Regions from separate parts of the Homo sapiens genome. Here region 1 is linked to region 2. Evidence: chromatin loops called from intact Hi-C (ENCODE). Cell type or tissue: dorsolateral prefrontal cortex. All regions are shown on one strand. Links, peaks and the distances in the headings refer to the core of each region. The heading gives the core; the rest is flanking DNA. Region 1 overlaps HNF4A (hepatocyte nuclear factor 4 alpha). Region 2 has its middle 9.2 kb from the start of SERINC3.

Region 1 (8,330 bases), core at 242-8,241, 150 kb after region 2:
TTAGCTCCAATGAGATGCCACTTTGCAAAAGTTCTTTGAGGATCTTAAAGGGCACGGTGGAGGCTGCTAAACTTGAGAGAAGGACTCTGAGGAGGGCAAGGGGCGCACCTGAGGGAGTGGGGCTGCTAAGTCTCACTTGATAGACTCCACAGTTTTGCAACTTGGATCTGGGCCTTCACAAACCTTCGCGAACCCGCAGCCCCACCCCTCGGGTCAGCCAATGTCTTCTGTGGGGCTGGGAGCCAGGGGAAGAGGCCAAAGGAACTGTGCAGAGAAGCGTGGCCACCCGGGCCGCAGCTGGGAGCCCTGACACCCTTTGCCGCCCCACCTCATCCCGCGGTTGCCCCAGGGCGCAGGGCAGGGCAGGCACCGCGCTGGGCCGGAGGGCGTCCCGGAGGAGGCGGCCAAGACTCTCCGCAGTGCTGCGCTTTGCGCTTCCTGGGCTCCTCCTCGTGGCCAACGCAGGAACTGGTGTTCAGAAACTTAGATAGCCTTAGGGACTTCACCAATCACAGCAATCCCGCCAATCACAGGCCCAGACGCACTATGTCTCTCCAAATCCAGAGGAGGCCTGCTCGGTTCGATCACCAATCACAGCTCGTTGGATTTAGTTACCTAAAAGAACATCTCCCCATCACACACCAGCACATGGCCACGGCAGCAATCAGAACGTAAGATTTTAAAACCAGTTCCCAGGGTAGCAGCCGCTGCCCTTCCACCACCTACTAAACTTCTGTTCCCAGCACCTTGTTCCAATGTACGGGGGTGGGGGGGGTCTTTGAGGAAGGTTCCAGGCTTTGTGCTGCTTCCATGTGGAAGCAGATGTTAGCATGTATGGGGCATGTATAATGATATTACTATCAGTAAATGTCATACCCATTATGAAAATTAAGATAGGCAGGGCGTGATGGTGCATGCCTGTAACTCCAGCTTTAGGTGGCCAAGGTGGGAGGATCGCTGGATCCCAGGAGTTGGAGGCTGCAGTGAGCCACGATGGCGCCACTGCACTCCAGCCTGGGTGATAGAGTGAGACTCTGTCTCAATTTAAAAAAAAAAATTAATGTGTGGATATAGGAGTGTGGAAAAATTATAACCTTTGGGTTAGACACACCTGGAGCCCATATACTATCTTTGTGAAGTAGGACGACTCACCTCCCCTTCCTCAGTCGTCAAAAGAGAATGATAGTCATATCTACATGTCATATATCATCACCCACCTTCTCTCAATTATTCAAGCCAACATCTTGCAAGTCACAATCTTTGTGTTGTGTTTCTCATGCCTTCCAGTTCATCAGAAAATCCAGTTCTTGCCACCCTCCAAACAGAATCTAGATTTTCCATCTTTCCATCTCCACCCCAGCCAACCTTATGCATCATCTCTGGAGGTCTGCAAAAGTCTTTTCACTTCTTCCCTTTTTTTTTTTTTAAACCTGCCAGGGTTGGGGAGGGGATCTCCCCCGCTCCACCGCCCCCCCCGCCTCCCCCCCCCCCCGCCTGCCTCCACCCCACCCCTTCACTTTTTCTCCTGTGGCTTCCCTACCCCCTACTCTTCACTCAGGGGCCAAGGGTGATCTTGTACAAATGTACATTGGCTCAGATCCTCTTCTACTTAAATTTTTATGACTTCCTATGCATTTATAACAAAACTCATACAACTCCCACTTAACACTGTGAGGCCATGCACGCCCTTGTTTTTATATCCCTCCGTGTCCAACCTCATTTCATTCCACTTGCCCCCACCCCTATCAGCAGCAGGCATACTAGCCATTTTAAAGTTTTTCTTTCCTGTCTTGGGGGCCTTTGCATATACTTTCCCCTCTGCCTGGAATACTTCTTTTTTTTTTTTTTTTTTTTTTTTTAAGATGAAGTTTCGCTCTTGTCACTCAGGCTGGAGAGCAATGGCACGATCTCGGCTTGCTGCAACCTCCGCCTCCCAGGTTCAAGCAATTCTCCTGCCTCAGCCTCCTGAGTAGCTGGGATCCACACCCAGCTAATTTTTTAATTTTTAGTAGAGACGGGGTTTCGCCATGTTGGCCAGGCTGATCTCAAACTCCTGACCTCAGGTGATCCACCCACCTCGGCCTCCCAGAGTGCTGGGATTACAGGCATGAGCCACCACACCTGGCCTGGAATACATTTTAGTAAGTGTTTAATGGATAGTTGTTGGATGAATGACTGAAAAGGTCTTTCAAGAGGAACTGATAGTGATGTAAACTTCAAGTGCTCGGTGCGTAACAGGTATTCAATGAAAAGGATTCTATGCATATAGTAGAAATTTTGGAAAATAAAATAAAAATTGAAGATTTAAAAATCGTATGTGCTCCAACATTTAGAAAGGTTCAAACTCTTAATGGCTAACCAGGGTTTCTTGACCTAAGCACTAATGACATTTGGGCTAGAGAATTCTTTGTCGTGGGGACTGTCCTGTACATTGTCCCTGGCAGCATGTCTGGCCTCTAGCCACTAGATGTCAGCAGCACTTTTCCCTACCCTCAAGGTGTGATAATCAAAACTATCTCCAGACATTTATAAATGTCCCTTGGGGGTTGAAATTATCTCCACTGAGAACCACTGTGCTGGGCTTCTACCCTTACAAGAAATTTTCTCTCAGTCATTCAATGCTTCTCAAATCTTGGTGTCCATAAGAATCATCTGGGGCCATTATTAAAAATTCAGATGGCAGCTGGGCGAGGTGGCTTACACCTGTAATCCCAGCACTTCGGGAGGCTGAGGCAGGTGGACCACTTGAGTTCAGGAGTTCGAGACCAGCCTGCCAAACATGGTGAGACCTCGTCTCTACTAAAAATACAAAATTAGCCGAGCGTGGTAGCACATGCCTGTAATCCCAGCTACTTGGGAGGCTGAGACAGGAAAATCACTTAAACCCATGAGGCAGAGGTTGTGGTGAGCCGGGATCGTGCCATTGCACTCCAGCCTGGTTAACAAGAGCAAAACTCTGTCTCAAAAAAAAAAAAAAAAAAAAAAAAATCAGATGGTGGCTGGGCACGGTGGCTCACGCCTGTAATCCCAGCACTTTGGGAGGTGGGTGGATCACCTGAGTTCAGGAGTTCAAGACCAGCCTGGCCAACATGGTGAAACCCTGTCTCTATTAAAAAAAAAATTAGCCAGGCGTGATGGTGCATGCCTGTAATCCCAGCTACTCGGGAGGCTGAAGCAGGAGAATCGCTTGAACCTGGGAGGTGGAGGTTCCAGTGAGTGAAGATCGTGCCACTGCACTCCAGCCTGGGCGCCAGAGCGAGACCCTGCCTTAAAAAAAACAACAAAAAAAATCAGATGCCTGGGGTCCTACCTCCAGGTGCCAGGACCAACAGTGGGCCTAGTCATCAGATTAAAAAAAAGAAAATATTTAATAAATAGAGGTGGGGCATGGTGGCTCATGCCTGTAATCCCAACACTTTGGGAGGCCAAGGCAGGTGGATCACTGGAGACTAAGAATTCAAGACCAGCCTGGCCAACATGGTGAAACCTTGTCTCTACTAAAAGTACAAAAACTAGCTGGGTGTGGTGGTGCATGCCTGTAATTTCAGCTACTTGGGAGGCTGGGGCAGGAGAATTGCTTGAACCTGGGAGGCGGAGGTTGCAGTGAGAAGAGATCAGGCCACTACACTCCAGCCTGGGCGACAGAGTGAGAGTCCATAAATTAATAAACAAACAAATTAATTAATTAAAAAATAGAGACGGGGGGAGGTGTCTTGCTATGTTGTCCAGGCTTGTCTTGAACCCCAGCCTCAAGCAAATCAGCCTCCCAAAGTGCTGGGATTAAAGGCAGGAGCCATGGAGCACCTGGCCCAAGTGTTTAATGAGCTTCTGGGCACTTCTGATACCAGGTGCCCTCAGACCGCACTTTGAAAACTCCTCAAGGAGGCCTCTCAATCACCTGATCACCAAACCCTGTGTGAGGCTCCCTACCCACCTGGACCCTCTCCTTGAATTCCTCTCCTTTCCAATTATTACCCTTCCCTAGATAGCAAGTGGTGACAGAACCAAACCCTAGCTCAGCCAAAGCCCAAATTGCCTCATCTCCCTTCAGGGAATAGGCAAAAAAAAAAAAAAAAAAAAAAAAAAAAGATCACAGAGTTCAGCTGAAACCACTTAGGAAATATCAGCATCCCCACCTCCCCACCCAAAAGGACTCCTGAGTGGCAGCCTGAGAGGTGTGTCTGCTCATCAGAATAATGTTGTCAGACTGTGTTCTTTCTGGGGGATCATCACACTCCCTTTTCTGGGAACAAATGTTGGCCACTTGGTGGGATGGGCCATCATGATCTACGTCAGACAAATTCAGTGAGTCATGACTCAGCCTATCTCTCTAGACCCATCTTTTATGCCCCCTTACTTATAGTCTCTCTGAGGGCTGTTCTCAACTATTCTATTTCTCTCCTTTCCGGCACATGATGGGGATTACATTTTCTTGCTTCCTTTGAAATGAGATGTGACCATGTTACTTGTTTCAGGTAACGAGATGTGAGCAGAAACAACCTGTGTCACACCTGGGCAGAAGCTTTAAAGGCCAGTGCTGCCCTTGTTGGGGAAGCAAGTATAGATATGAATCGTTCCACAACGCGGAGCGCCCCCTGCCGACCCATGCTGGGCGTGTACTATAGGTGAGCAATTAACTTTGCTGTTCAAACCATTGAGACTTAGGGGTTTTTTTGTGGTTGCAAGCTAACTTCACTTCACTTGACTGAACACAGTCTTTCCAAAGTTTCACTAATTTTTTAATGACCATTATGATTTTTTCATATCTGTAACATTTTTCTTACATCAACTCACTTCTTTTTACTTCAATTTATTTTAGAAAGAAATATTATTACTACCAAATGAAACAGTATCATAAGTAGAAAGCAATGAGAAAATAAACAGAATGAAAGAAATCCTGATATCAAATCCTGACTTAATACTATTTGCCTTTCAAAGCCTCTGGACCTTTGGTCTTTATTTAAAAAAAAAAAAAAAAAAAAAAAAAAGGAGCCAGGGGCCAGGCGTGATGGCTCACACCTGTAATCCCAGGAATTTGGGAGGCCGAGGTGGGAAGATCACCTGAGGTCAGGAGTTCGAGACCAGCCTGACCAATATGAGGAAACCCCATCTCTACTAAAAATACAAAAATTAGCCGGGTGTGGTGGCATGTGCCTGTAATCCCAGCTACTCAGGAGGCTGAGACAGGAGAATTGCTTGAACCTGGGAGGCGGAGGTTGCAGTGAGCCGAGATCGCTCCATTGCACTCCAGCCTGGGCAACAAGAGTGAAACTCCGTCTTAAAAAAAAAATGGGAGCCAGGTGCGGTGGCTCATGCCTGTAATCCCAGCAGTTTGGGGGGCTGAGGTGGGCAGATCACTTGAGGTCAGGAGTTCAAGACCACCCTAGCCAACATGGTGATATCCTGTCTCTACTTAAAATGCAAAAATTAGCTGGGCATGATGGCATGTGCCTGTAATATCCCAGCCTCTTGGGAGGCTGAGGCAGGAGAATCACTTGAACCCAGGAGGCGGAGGTTGCAGTGAGCTGAGATTGTACCACTGCACTCCAGCCTGGGGGAGAGAGTTGAGACTCCGTATTTAAAAAAAAAAAAAAAAAAGAGGTCCCCAAGAGTACTTCTCAATCTTTTGGATCCCCAAAGCTGTCTAAGATTGTCAGAATATTTGAAGGCAGCACAGTATTGAGGCTGAGTGTACCAATTCTGGAACTTGACATCCTGGGCTTAAATTCTGGTTCAGTCATGGACTAGCTGTGTGACCCTGGACAAGTTACTGAACTGCTCTGTGACTGTTTTCTTATTTGCAAAATAGTGACCATAATGATGTGTATGGCATTAGGTCGTGGTGGGGATTATTTGTGTTAATGTATAAAAAGGGCTTAGAAGTGTGCCTGGCACTTAGTGAGTGCTATGGAGGCATTACCTATAAAATGATGGCAGGATCCAGATCCAAATAGATTTGGTGAATTATTGTTTGTTTTTTTTGAGACAGGGTCTCTGTCACTCAGGCTGGAGTGCAGTGGCGCCATCACAGCTCACTGCAGCCTCCAAGTCTCCAGGCTCAGATGATCCTCCTACCTCAGCCTCCAGAGTAGCTGGGACTACATGTGTGGACCACCACCCCTGGCTAATTTTTCTATATTTTGTAGATATGGGATTTCACCATGTTGCCCAGGCTGGTCTGGAACTCTTGGGTTCAAGCAATCTGCCCCTTCTTAGTCTTCAAAGTGTTGGGATTACAGACGTGAGTCACCCCACCCAGCCTGGAGAAATGTTTGAACTCCATGGAGATAAGTAAAAAATCCTCTGCATTGGTTAAAAATAAATCACCTGGATGATTTATTTATTTAGTGTAGATGGGAAAAGCTACCTTAGCAGAAAGTGACATAGCAAAATTCTAGAGGTTTTACTTGGTGGCAGCTGCCCAAACCTCTAACCCAGTCGTATGTATCATTAGAGAGAATGTAGTTCCCAGGTCAGAGGAGCTAAGAGGTCCTTGGCATTCTACTCCTAAGGAGCATATATGGACAATTGTGTTTAGTTTTCATTTTAATATGAATACTTAAAATTTTCCTAGGATGGCAGAGGATGAGAAAGCTATGCCCCTTAGGCCGAGTGCAGCGGCATGGCTCATGCCTGTAATCCTGGCGCTTTGGGAGGCCAAGGCGGGCGGATCACGAGGTCAAGAGATCGAGATCATGTTGGCCAACATGGTGAAACTCCATCTCTACTAAAAATACAAAAATTAGCCTTGCGTAGTGGTACGCACCTGTAGTCCCAGCTACTTGGGAGGCTGAGGCAGGAGAATTGCTTGAACCTGGGAGGCGGAGGGTGCAGTGAGCCGAGATCTCGCCACCGCACTCTAGCCCGGCAGCAGAGCGAGAGTTCGTCTCAAAAAAAAAAAAGAAAGAAAGAAAGAAAGAAAGCTATGCCCCTTGAAGAATAATCAAAGATCCAAAAGAGTTTTGGGCTGGGTATTGGAGAAGAGGAGAGAAAGGTGGTGTAGCAGAGTGGTCAGGGCCATTGCCTTTGAAATATCAGTGGTGCCATTTACATAGCTGTTGGACCTTGCTAAAATCATAAGCTCTTCAAGCCTTATTTGCTTCATCTATAAAATAGGAATCAATGATAGGACCTTTTCATAGATTGCTTTGTGGAGTAAATGTGTTAAACCTTATAAACCTGGCAGGTAGCTGCCCAGCATATAGTTGCGTTATTTACTCAATTCAAAGTACTTTCCTGCCGGGTGCGGTGGCTCAGGCCTGTAATCCCAGCACTTTGGGAGGCTGAGGTGGGTGGATCACTTGAGGTCAGGAGTTCCAGACCAGCCTGACCAACATGGTGAAACCCTGTCTCTACTAAAAACACAAAAATTAGCCGGGCGTGGTGGCAGTCACCTGTAATCCCAGCTACTTGGGAGGCTGAGGCACAAGAATCACTTGAACCTGGGAGGCAGAGGTTGCAATGAGCTGAGATCGTGCCGCTGCACGCCATCCTGGGTGATAGATTGAGACTCAGTCTCAAAAAAAAGGCAACAAAGTACTTTCCTTTGGAAAAGAGTGCCCACTGGCTGGGTGAAGTGGCTCACGCCTGTAATCTCAGCACTTGTGGGGCTGAGGCAGGCAGATCAGTTGAAGCCAGGAGTTTGAGACCAGTTTCACGTGGCCAACATGGTGAAACCCCGTCTACTAAAAATACAAAAATAAGCCAGATGTGGTGTCATGTGCCTGTAGTCCCAGCTACTCAGGAGAGTGAGACAGGAGAATCATTTGAACCCTGGAGTTGGAGGTTGCAGTGAGCAGAGATCGTGCCACTGCACTCCAGCCTGGGTGACAGAGTAAAACTCTGTCTCAAAAAAAAAAAAAAAAAAAGCTCTCACTGATTCCTACAGCTTCAGAGAATGAACGAGGACCAAAATGTGGATGCTACAGGGAGGAAACTTGAGGCTCAAAATGGAGATCTTTCTATAAAATACAATTGTTCTACCACAGGAAAAGCTGCTTTATTAAGTAGTGAGTATTCCGTCATTGGAAGTATTAAGCCCAAGCTAAATGGTCAACTGTCAGGGAAGGATGGTGAGAGGATTCCAGTGGGTTAGAGGTCAAAGAGCGTCTACCAGGTGCAAAAGTCTTAATTAACAAAGTACTATCAAAACCAAATTCATGTTTGGGAAACTGTATATCCACATGCAAAAGAATGAAATCAGACTCTTTCCTTACACCATATACGAAAATTAACTAAAAATGAGTTTGACGGAAAAGTATAAAACCTTTGGAATAAAACATAAGGGAAAAGCTTCATGATATTAGATTTGGTGATGATTTCTTGGATAT
Region 2 (8,330 bases), core at 42-8,041:
ACTCCTCACCTCAGATAATCTGCCCGCCTTGGCCTCCCAAAGTGCTGGGATTACAGGCGTAAGCCACCGTGCCAGGCCAATTTTTCAATTTTATAAAAACATGATAGTCAATATCTCATGATGTCTTATGATAGACACCTGTTTTTTTTTTAACCTACCCCTTCTCCAGTATCAATACTCTGATGTTCCCATGGGAAAACTACTTTACCTTACTCATCCTGTCATCCCATCCCCATGCCCAGCCAACTCTTACTCTGTGTGGCTAAGCTGGGTACATGTATTTTTAAGTTTATTTCTAAGTATTTATTTTTCATGTTGCTATTGTCAGTTCTCCTACAATTACATTTTCTATTTTTGTTTGCATAAAGCTATTGCTTTTTGTCTATCTTATAACTGCTGTTCACTTAGCCTTATTATATCTAAGTATTTTTAGTTTAATTCTCTTGAATTTTCTCAGCAGACAATCATATCACAGGTAGAGATTTATATCATCCAGGTAGTGGTTAAGAGTAAAAGCTCTGGGTTCAGGTAAACCTAGATTCAAATACTGTGTGACCCTGAGTGAGCATGTTACCTCAGTTTCTTTATCCATAAATTTGCAATTATTAGAGGGCCTATCTCACAGGGTTGTTGTAAACATCACATTATTCATTAAGAACGGTGCATGAGGCCGGGCGCAGTGGCTCATGCCTGTAATCCTAGCATCTTGGGAGGCCGATGCGGGTGGATCACTTGAGGTCTGGAGTTCGAGACCAGCCTGGTCAACATGGCAAAACCTCATCTCTACTAAAAATACAAAAATTAGCTGAGTGTGGTGGCTCGCACCTGTATTCCCAGCTACTTGGGGGGCTGAGGCAGGTGGATCGCTTGAGCACAGGAGGCAGAGGCTGCAGTGAGCCAAGATTGCACCACTACACTCCAGCATGGGCGACAGAGTGATACCCTGTCCCAAAAAAAAAAAAAAGAATGGTGCATGAAAAGTACTTAACACAATACTAGTTCAATAAATGCCTGCTATCTGCCGACAATGAAAATTGTGACTTTCCTTCCACACTTATACCTTTATTTATTTTTGTTGCATTACACTGGTGCACTCCTTTCAGGAATAACCTGGCTTCCCACGTCTCCAAAAAGTAACAGGCATCAGACTCCTATTGAAGGATCTGTACTGTGGAGCTCCTCCACTCCCACCTTCTCAGGAAAGTTATACTATCAATTCTCCCTTTCATATCCTGTGTCTTCTCAGCCTTTCTCTCTCTCCACTGGCTCTTTGCCAACAGCATTTAATCTCTCTCATGCTCAAAAAAACTTCACCTATTCCCCAATCGCTCCTCAGCCTTCTCTCTACCTCCCTTCGCAGCCAAACTTCTCTGAGCTGCCTACACTTTGTCTTTCTCACATCCCACTCTTAACTCATCCCACTGATATATTATATTGAACCTTTGAAAGCTGCTGATATTATAGATTCCGCCCCAACCATTTCACCAAATCTGCTCAATGAGGTCCCAACCGACCTCCATATTTATTTACCCAAAAGGACACATTTTAATTTTTAACTTGTATTACTCGACATCTCAGCAACATCTACAAAGGCCAACCAACCTCTCCCTTTGGCCTTCATTACTATACTTTGCTGGTTTCTCTCCTGTTCCTGTTTCTCTAGCCATTTCTTTTAGTGTAGACTAAGTGCATGGCTCATTCTTCCAAGAGTATGCAATGCAGTAGCCCTGAATAATCTCAGCCTTTTTTTTTTTGTCAACCTCTCTGGATGGATCTCTTTCAATATTGATCTTTAAGTTCCAGTTGTAGTGGACTGCTTTTGGCTCCATGAATGTACTTTTGAAAATGTTTGGAACATCCCCACGATAGCTAACTCAGACTACACCCTCCATACATTTTATCAAAACTCTACCTGAATCTCCAAACTATGCTAGATTGATCTTAACATGCGCCCCCTTTCACAATTCTCATCACAATTATAATCACTTGTTTGATGAATATTTTCTCCACCAATCTGTGATCTCCTTGAGGGCAGGGACCTGCTTCCTTACTACCTACACAGTGCCTTGCACATAGAAGAAGATGCTCATTAAATATTTTTTGAATTAGCCAGGTGCAGTGGTGTGCACCTGCAGTCCCAGCTGCTTGGGAGGCTGAGACAGGAGGATCACTTGAGCCCAGGAATCTGAGACCAGCCTGGGCAACATAGTGAGACCTCATCTCAACAATAAATACATACACGCACACACTGTCACACACACACATATATATGAATCACCACAAATGAATGCCTGCAAAGTGAAAAACAGATGGGAGGAATGATAAGACCAAGAGAGAAACACAAAAAACTGATCTTTCTGAAACTATACCTCTGATCAAAGACACACACCTCCGGCTTAAAACCCTTTGATGGCTTCCCACTGCCCCCAACACAAAGCCCAAACTCCTCCACACTTACAGTCTTTCAGGAGGAGCACCTGCTTGTCTCTCAAACACCATCTAGCCAGACCCCCTCCAACTCTCATAATCTGCTCTCCAGCTAGCCTGAAATCCTTGCAGATTCCCAAGAAGTCTGCACTCTCTCCCCAAGGCTTTTCTCTACCTACTTTCTCTACCTGCTTTATCTACCCACAGCAAGGTACACTCCACCAGCCTCATCTTCTGGCCAACATAAAGACAGCCTTCATGTCTCATTTTGGAAGTCACCTTCTTTTGGCATCTCTCCCTGATCATCCACACTAACCTCACCTCCAGAAATCCAGGTTAACTGTTTTCTCTGTGCATTCACAGCCCCCCTGTATGTCCAAAATCATAACCGGAATCACTGTGAATTCTTGTTTACGAGTCTGTCTCCTCCGGAAAACTGTGGAGTTCCCTCAGGACACGATGTCTCTCGTTCACTTTTTTACCCTGGCTATCAGCCCGGGCCGTGGCTCACAATAAATGCTCAGTGATGGTCCTCCTTGTAGTAGTAGTAATAATAAAAGCTCCCATGTATTGAGGGCTTACCTCCACGAATTTTAAATATAAATTTACCTTGTAATAACGTCATCAGACAGGTGCTACCATGATTCCCATTTTGCAGACGATAAAACTGACGCACAAAGAAGTCAATCCTCTCTGGCCCCAGAAGAGTCACACACACAAATAAATTTTCTGCACAGTTTTGAGTTATTTTCTGGCCCCCAAACAAGAAGGGATTTTTTTTTTAAGAAACTTTCGAATGAGGTCGACCAATGGCTACAAATATAATAAACAGCCGAAAACGGACTCTCCCTGAACGCGGGGCGGGGTCAAAGGGCGTCGGGGGCGCCGTCCCCGGCGCGGCTGAGGGACAAAGATCGGGCCGCAGCCTCCCTCCCCGGGATCCCCGGCGGCTCAGCCCCTCGCCCCCTGCGACGTGTCGACGCCAGGCCCGGAGCGTTGGGGCCGCAACCGGCCGCCCGGCTCCTGCTCACCTGCGGTCTCGCCGCCTCTCCGTGCCTGGGCCGCCGGTCCGCAGCGCCTCCCCGGGGCAGCCTAGCGCCCGCAGCCCGCAACCCGCAGCGGAGCCCGTTGCCTTGGCGACCTGGGCTGCCGAACTCCCGCGGCACTCGCGCTACGGCGGCTCGGATGGGACCAGGACGGTTCGCGTCCCCTTCCGCAGCCGCGGAGGGGGCAGAGGAGGGACGAAGTGGGAGTCGAGGGCTGAGCTGCGAAGGAGGGATCCGGGTTGGAACTTGGCCCGGGGAAGATACGGAAAGGGGGACAGTGAGGCCAAGGGGAGGTCTTGGGCCGCGGGTGCTGCTTGTGCCTCAGTTTATCTCTCTGTAACCTCAAATGGGGACCGTGCGAGGAGGAGACAGGGCCTCAGGTGGTGGCTTGGTAGACTGGGTTTTTGTTATTTTGTTTTTGTTTTTGTTTTGAGACAGAATCTCACTCTGTCGCCCAGGCTGGAGTGCAGTGGCGCAATCTCGGTTCACTGCAACCTCTGCCCCCTGGGTTTGAGCGATTCTCATGCCTCAGCCTCCCGAGTAGCTGGGATTACCGGAAGGTGCCACCACGCCTGGCTAATTTTTGTATTTTTAGTAGAGACGAGGTTTCGCCATGTTGACCAGGCTGGTCTCGAACTCCGACCTCAGCTGATCCATCCGCCTGGGCCTACCAGCATGGTGGGATTACAGGCGTGAGCCACCACTCCCTGCCAAGACTGGGAATATTTAAAGACAAGAAAACTGATGTGGGAAGGGTGGCAGATTCCTCTCTTTTATAGTCTCTGAAGGGGTGGTGTGGCAAAGAGTGAATAAATTGGTTTCTTTGATGGAGAATTAGATCACCAGATTTAATTTCAATATGAGGAATAATTTATTTTTCCTTGTGTCTAGCAACTACACTTCTTGGAATAACTCTGCAGATATGCTGAAACCTGAGCACAAAGGATATATTCATTAATTCATTTTTGTAAAAGCAAAAGGGTTGCGACCAGTCTAAATATCTATCAGGGGCTGGGCGCAATGGCTCACACCTGTCATCCTGAAACCACCTTTGCAAAAAATCATAACTGAGATATCAGACCTAACTGACCCCATCTTGCTTCTAACCTCTAAAGTGTCCTGTTCATTCCTGGGTATAGGCTAAACCAGTTTTTTTTGTTTTTTTGTTTTTTGTTTTTTTTTTTGAGACGGAGTTTCGCTCTTGTTGCCCAGGCTGGAGTGCAATGGCGCCAACTTGGCTCACCACAATGTCCGCCTCCTGAGTTCAAGTGATTCTCCTGCCTCAGCCTCCTGAGTAGCTGGGATTACAGGCATGCACCACCACGCCCAGCTAATTTTTTGTATTTTTAGTAGAGACAGGGTTTCTCCATGTTGGTCAGGTGATCCTCCCGCCTCGGCCTCCCAAAGTGCTGGGATTGTAGGTGTGAGCCACCATGCCAAGCCAGGCCAAACTAGCCTTGGGAAGGAATTTAGTGTATCATTTAAACAATAGCCCTTTCCAGAAAGCTAAACTGTTCTTGTAAAACAAATGAAAGGCCACAGGCCACCAGCCACCAAGCCAAGATGAGAAGGGCTGGAGTTCTAAATAGTACCCACCATTATTCTTATTCTAGAGGTCATAAGATTTTTTTGTTTTGTTTTTTTGAGACAGAGTCTTGCTCTGTCACCCAGGCTGGAGTGCAGTGGCACAATCTTGGCTTATTGCAACCTCTGCCTCACAGGTTCAAGCAATTATCATGCCTCAGCCTCCACAGTAGCTGGGATTACAGGGACCTGCCACCACGCCAGCTAATTTTTGTATTTTTAGTAGAGACGGGGTTTTGCCATGTTGGCCAGGCTGGTCTTGAACTCCTGACCTCAAGTGATCTGCCTGCCTCAGCTTCCCAAAGTGCTGGGATCACAGACGTAAGCCACTGTGCCTGGCCCCCAATTACTCTTGAGGTAAAATCGCTATTGTGAACCTAAGATCAGCCTTTTGAGATGTCTTTTCAGGTTTTTGCATTTCTAACAACCAGATGGCCCCACTGGACCTGCCAACCAGTTCTGTGGCCCTCATCCAGGAACTGACTCAGCAGAAGAAAACAGCTTTGACTCTCTGCAATTTCTGGTTTTTTTGTTTGTTTGTTTTGTTTTTTTGAGAAGGAATCTCGCTCTGTCACCCAGGCTGGAGTGCAGTGGCGCGATCTTGGCTCACTGCAAGCTCCACCTCCTGGGGTCACGCCATTCTCTTGCCTCAGCCTCCCGAGTAGCTGGGACTACAGGCACCCGCCACCACGCCCAGCTAGTTTTTTTGTATTTTTAGTAGAGATGAGGTTTCACCGTGTTAGCCAGGATGGTCTCCATCTCCTGACCTCGTGATCCACCCGCCTCGGCCTCCCAAAGTGCTGGGATTACAGGCATGAGCCACCGCGCCCAGCGACTCTCTGCAATTTCATCCCCCAGCCAAGCAATCAGCACTCCCAATTCATTGGCCCCCTACCCACCAAATTATCCTTAAAAACTCTGATCCTTGAGTTTTCGGGAGGATGATTTGAGTAATAACAAAACTCTGGGCTCCCGCACAGCAGGCTTTGTGTGAATTACTTTCTCTGTCGCAATTCCCCCTTCTTGATTAATCAGCTCTGTCTAGGCAGCGTGCAAGGTGAACCCCTTGGGCAGTCCAGCACTTTGGTAGGCTGAGGCAGGCAGATTGCTTGAGCCCAGGAGTTCAAGACCAGCCTGGGCAACATAGTGAGACCTCACTTCTACAAAAAATTAAAAAATTAGCCAGGTGTGGTGGTGTGCACCTGTATGTAGTCCCAGCTACTCAGGAGGCTGAGGTGGGAGGATCCCTTGAGCCCGACAGGCGGAGGTTGAAGTCAGCAGAGACTGTGCCATTGCACTCCAGCCTGAGTGACAGAGGGACACCCTGTCTCAAAAAAAAAAAAAAAAGCCAGCCACGGTGGCTCACGCCTGTAATCCCAGCACTTTGGGAGGCCGAGGCAGGCGGATCATGAGGTCAGGAGACCAAGACCGTCCTGGCCAACGTGGTGAAACACCATCTCTACTAAAAATACAAAAATTAGCCAGACGTGGCAGCGCGCTCCTGTAGTCCCAGCTACTTGGGAGGCTGAGGCAGGAGAATTGCTTAAACCCGAGAGGCAGAGGCTGCAGTGAGCGGAGATCACGCCCCTGCACCCCAGCCTGGACGACAGAGCGAGACTCTGTCTCAAACGAAAAAAAAAGTCTATCCTTAGGGAACTGAGGAAATAAATTATGATACATCCATAAAATAAAATAGATTACCGTAGCAAGAATTAAGAGGGACCAAGGTAGATATAGACGTAGATACAGTTTAGATACAGAGCTGTCTTCAAGCTGTGTAACCAGCCAGGGGGTTTACCTCGCCTGCTACCTAGACAGAGCTGACTTATCAAGACAGGGGAGTTGCAACAGAGAAAGAGTAATTCACACAGAGCCGGCTGTGTGGGAGACCGGAGCTTTATTATTGCTCAAATCAGCCTCCCTGAGCATTTGGGGATCAGAGTTTTTTGTTTGTTTGTTTGTTTGTTTTGAGACGGAGTCTGTTGCCCAGGCTGGAGTGCAATGGCACAATCTCCACTCCCTGCAGCCTCTGCCTCCCCAGTTCAAGTGATTCTCCTGCCTCAGTCTCCAGAGTAGCTGGGACTACAAGGCATGCACCACCATGCCTGGCTAATTTTTTGTATTTTTTTTAGTACAGACGGGGGTTTCACCATATTGGCCAGGCTGGACTAGAACTCCTGGCCTCAAGTGATCCACCCGCCTCAGCCTCCCAAGGTACCAGGATTACAGGCATGAGCCACCGCTCCAGGCTGGGGATCAGAGTTTTTAAGGTTAACTTGGTGGGTGGGGGGAAGCCAGTGAGCAAGGAGTGCTGATTGGTCAGGTAGGAGATGAAATCATGGGAAGCTGAAGCTGTCCTCTTGCACTGAGTTCCTGGGTGCGGGCCACAAGATCAGATGAGCCACTTTATCAATCTGTGTGGTGCCAGCTGATCCATCAAGTTCAGGGTCTGGAAAATATCTCAAGCGCTGATCTTAGCAGAAGTTCAGGGAGGGTCAGAATCTTGTAGCCTCCAGCTGCATGACTCCTAAGCCATAATTTCTAATCTTGTGGCTAATTTGTTAGTCCTACAAAGGCAGTCTAGTACCCAGGCAAGAGGAAGGTTTGTTTTGGGAAGGGGCTGTTATCATCTTTGTTTTAAACTATAAACTAAGTTCCTCCCAAAGTTAGTTCAGCCTACACCCAGGAAGGAACAAGGACAGGTTAAAGGTTAGAACGAAGATGAAGTTAGATCTTTTTCACTGTCTCCGTCATAATTTTGCAAAGGCAGTTTCAGCTATGTATACGGCAACAGTCTCCGAACTAGTCCCGCCATTGCTTCTACTATAACCCTCAACCCTAACCCATCCCTGCTCCAGTCTTTATTCCAACCAGCAGCCAGAATGATCCTTTTGAAAGGTAAACACGGCCGGGCGCAGTGGCTTATGCCTGTAATCCCAACACTTTGGGAGGCCAAGGCACGTGGATCACGAGGTCAAGAGTACAAGACCATCCTGGCCAACATAGTGAAACCATGTCTCCACTAAAAATACAAAAATTAGCTGGGCGTGGTGGCGTGCGCCTGTAGTCCAGCTACTCGGGAGGCTGAGGCAGGAGAATTGCTTGAACCTGGGAGGCCGAGGTTGCAGTGAGCCGAGATCACGCCACTGCACTCCAGCCTGGTGACAGAGTGAGACTCCGTCTCAAAACAATAAATAAAATAAAATGTAAACATGATTGGCGCGGTGGCTGAAGGCTTTTTTTTGAAACTCCAGCTTAAAAAAAAAAAAGTAA

The links. A loop is a pair of places that touch in the nucleus more often than their neighbours do. Peaks named below come from ENCODE experiments on the same cell type or tissue, not always from the same donor. Only the 100,000 strongest peaks of a DNase experiment are listed, where the experiment ranks them.
Region 1: a loop joins it to region 2, with 5 times the contacts of the local background. A loop is called at or near these places in 9 of 110 quality-filtered maps.

Annotation. Positions count from the first base shown.
Region 1 is chr20:44,380,818-44,389,147 of GRCh38, reverse strand. All of the region lies in intron 1 of HNF4A (hepatocyte nuclear factor 4 alpha), which reads right to left. HNF4A-AS1 (HNF4A antisense RNA 1) reads left to right here. Exons shown (of 3, transcript NR_172878.1): 2 at 4,476-4,625. Among named protein-coding and RNA genes, the nearest start is that of HNF4A-AS1, 11 kb to the left of the region's middle. RefSeq lists enhancers at 1-238, 609-698. In dorsolateral prefrontal cortex, for the core only: CTCF peaks have their summits at 451 (motif pointing left), 2,490 (motif pointing right) and 4,605 (motif pointing left); DNase peaks (open chromatin) are centred at 517 and 4,577; H3K4me3 peaks cover 461 bases.
Region 2 is chr20:44,527,107-44,535,436 of GRCh38, reverse strand. It overlaps a transcript of PKIG not described here. Among named protein-coding and RNA genes, the nearest start is that of SERINC3, 9.2 kb to the right of the region's middle. RefSeq lists a silencer at 3,235-3,574 and an enhancer at 3,473-3,973. In dorsolateral prefrontal cortex, for the core only: CTCF peaks have their summits at 3,304 and 3,507; DNase peaks (open chromatin) are centred at 2,925 and 3,586; H3K4me3 peaks cover 2,629 bases; H3K27ac peaks cover 5,166 bases.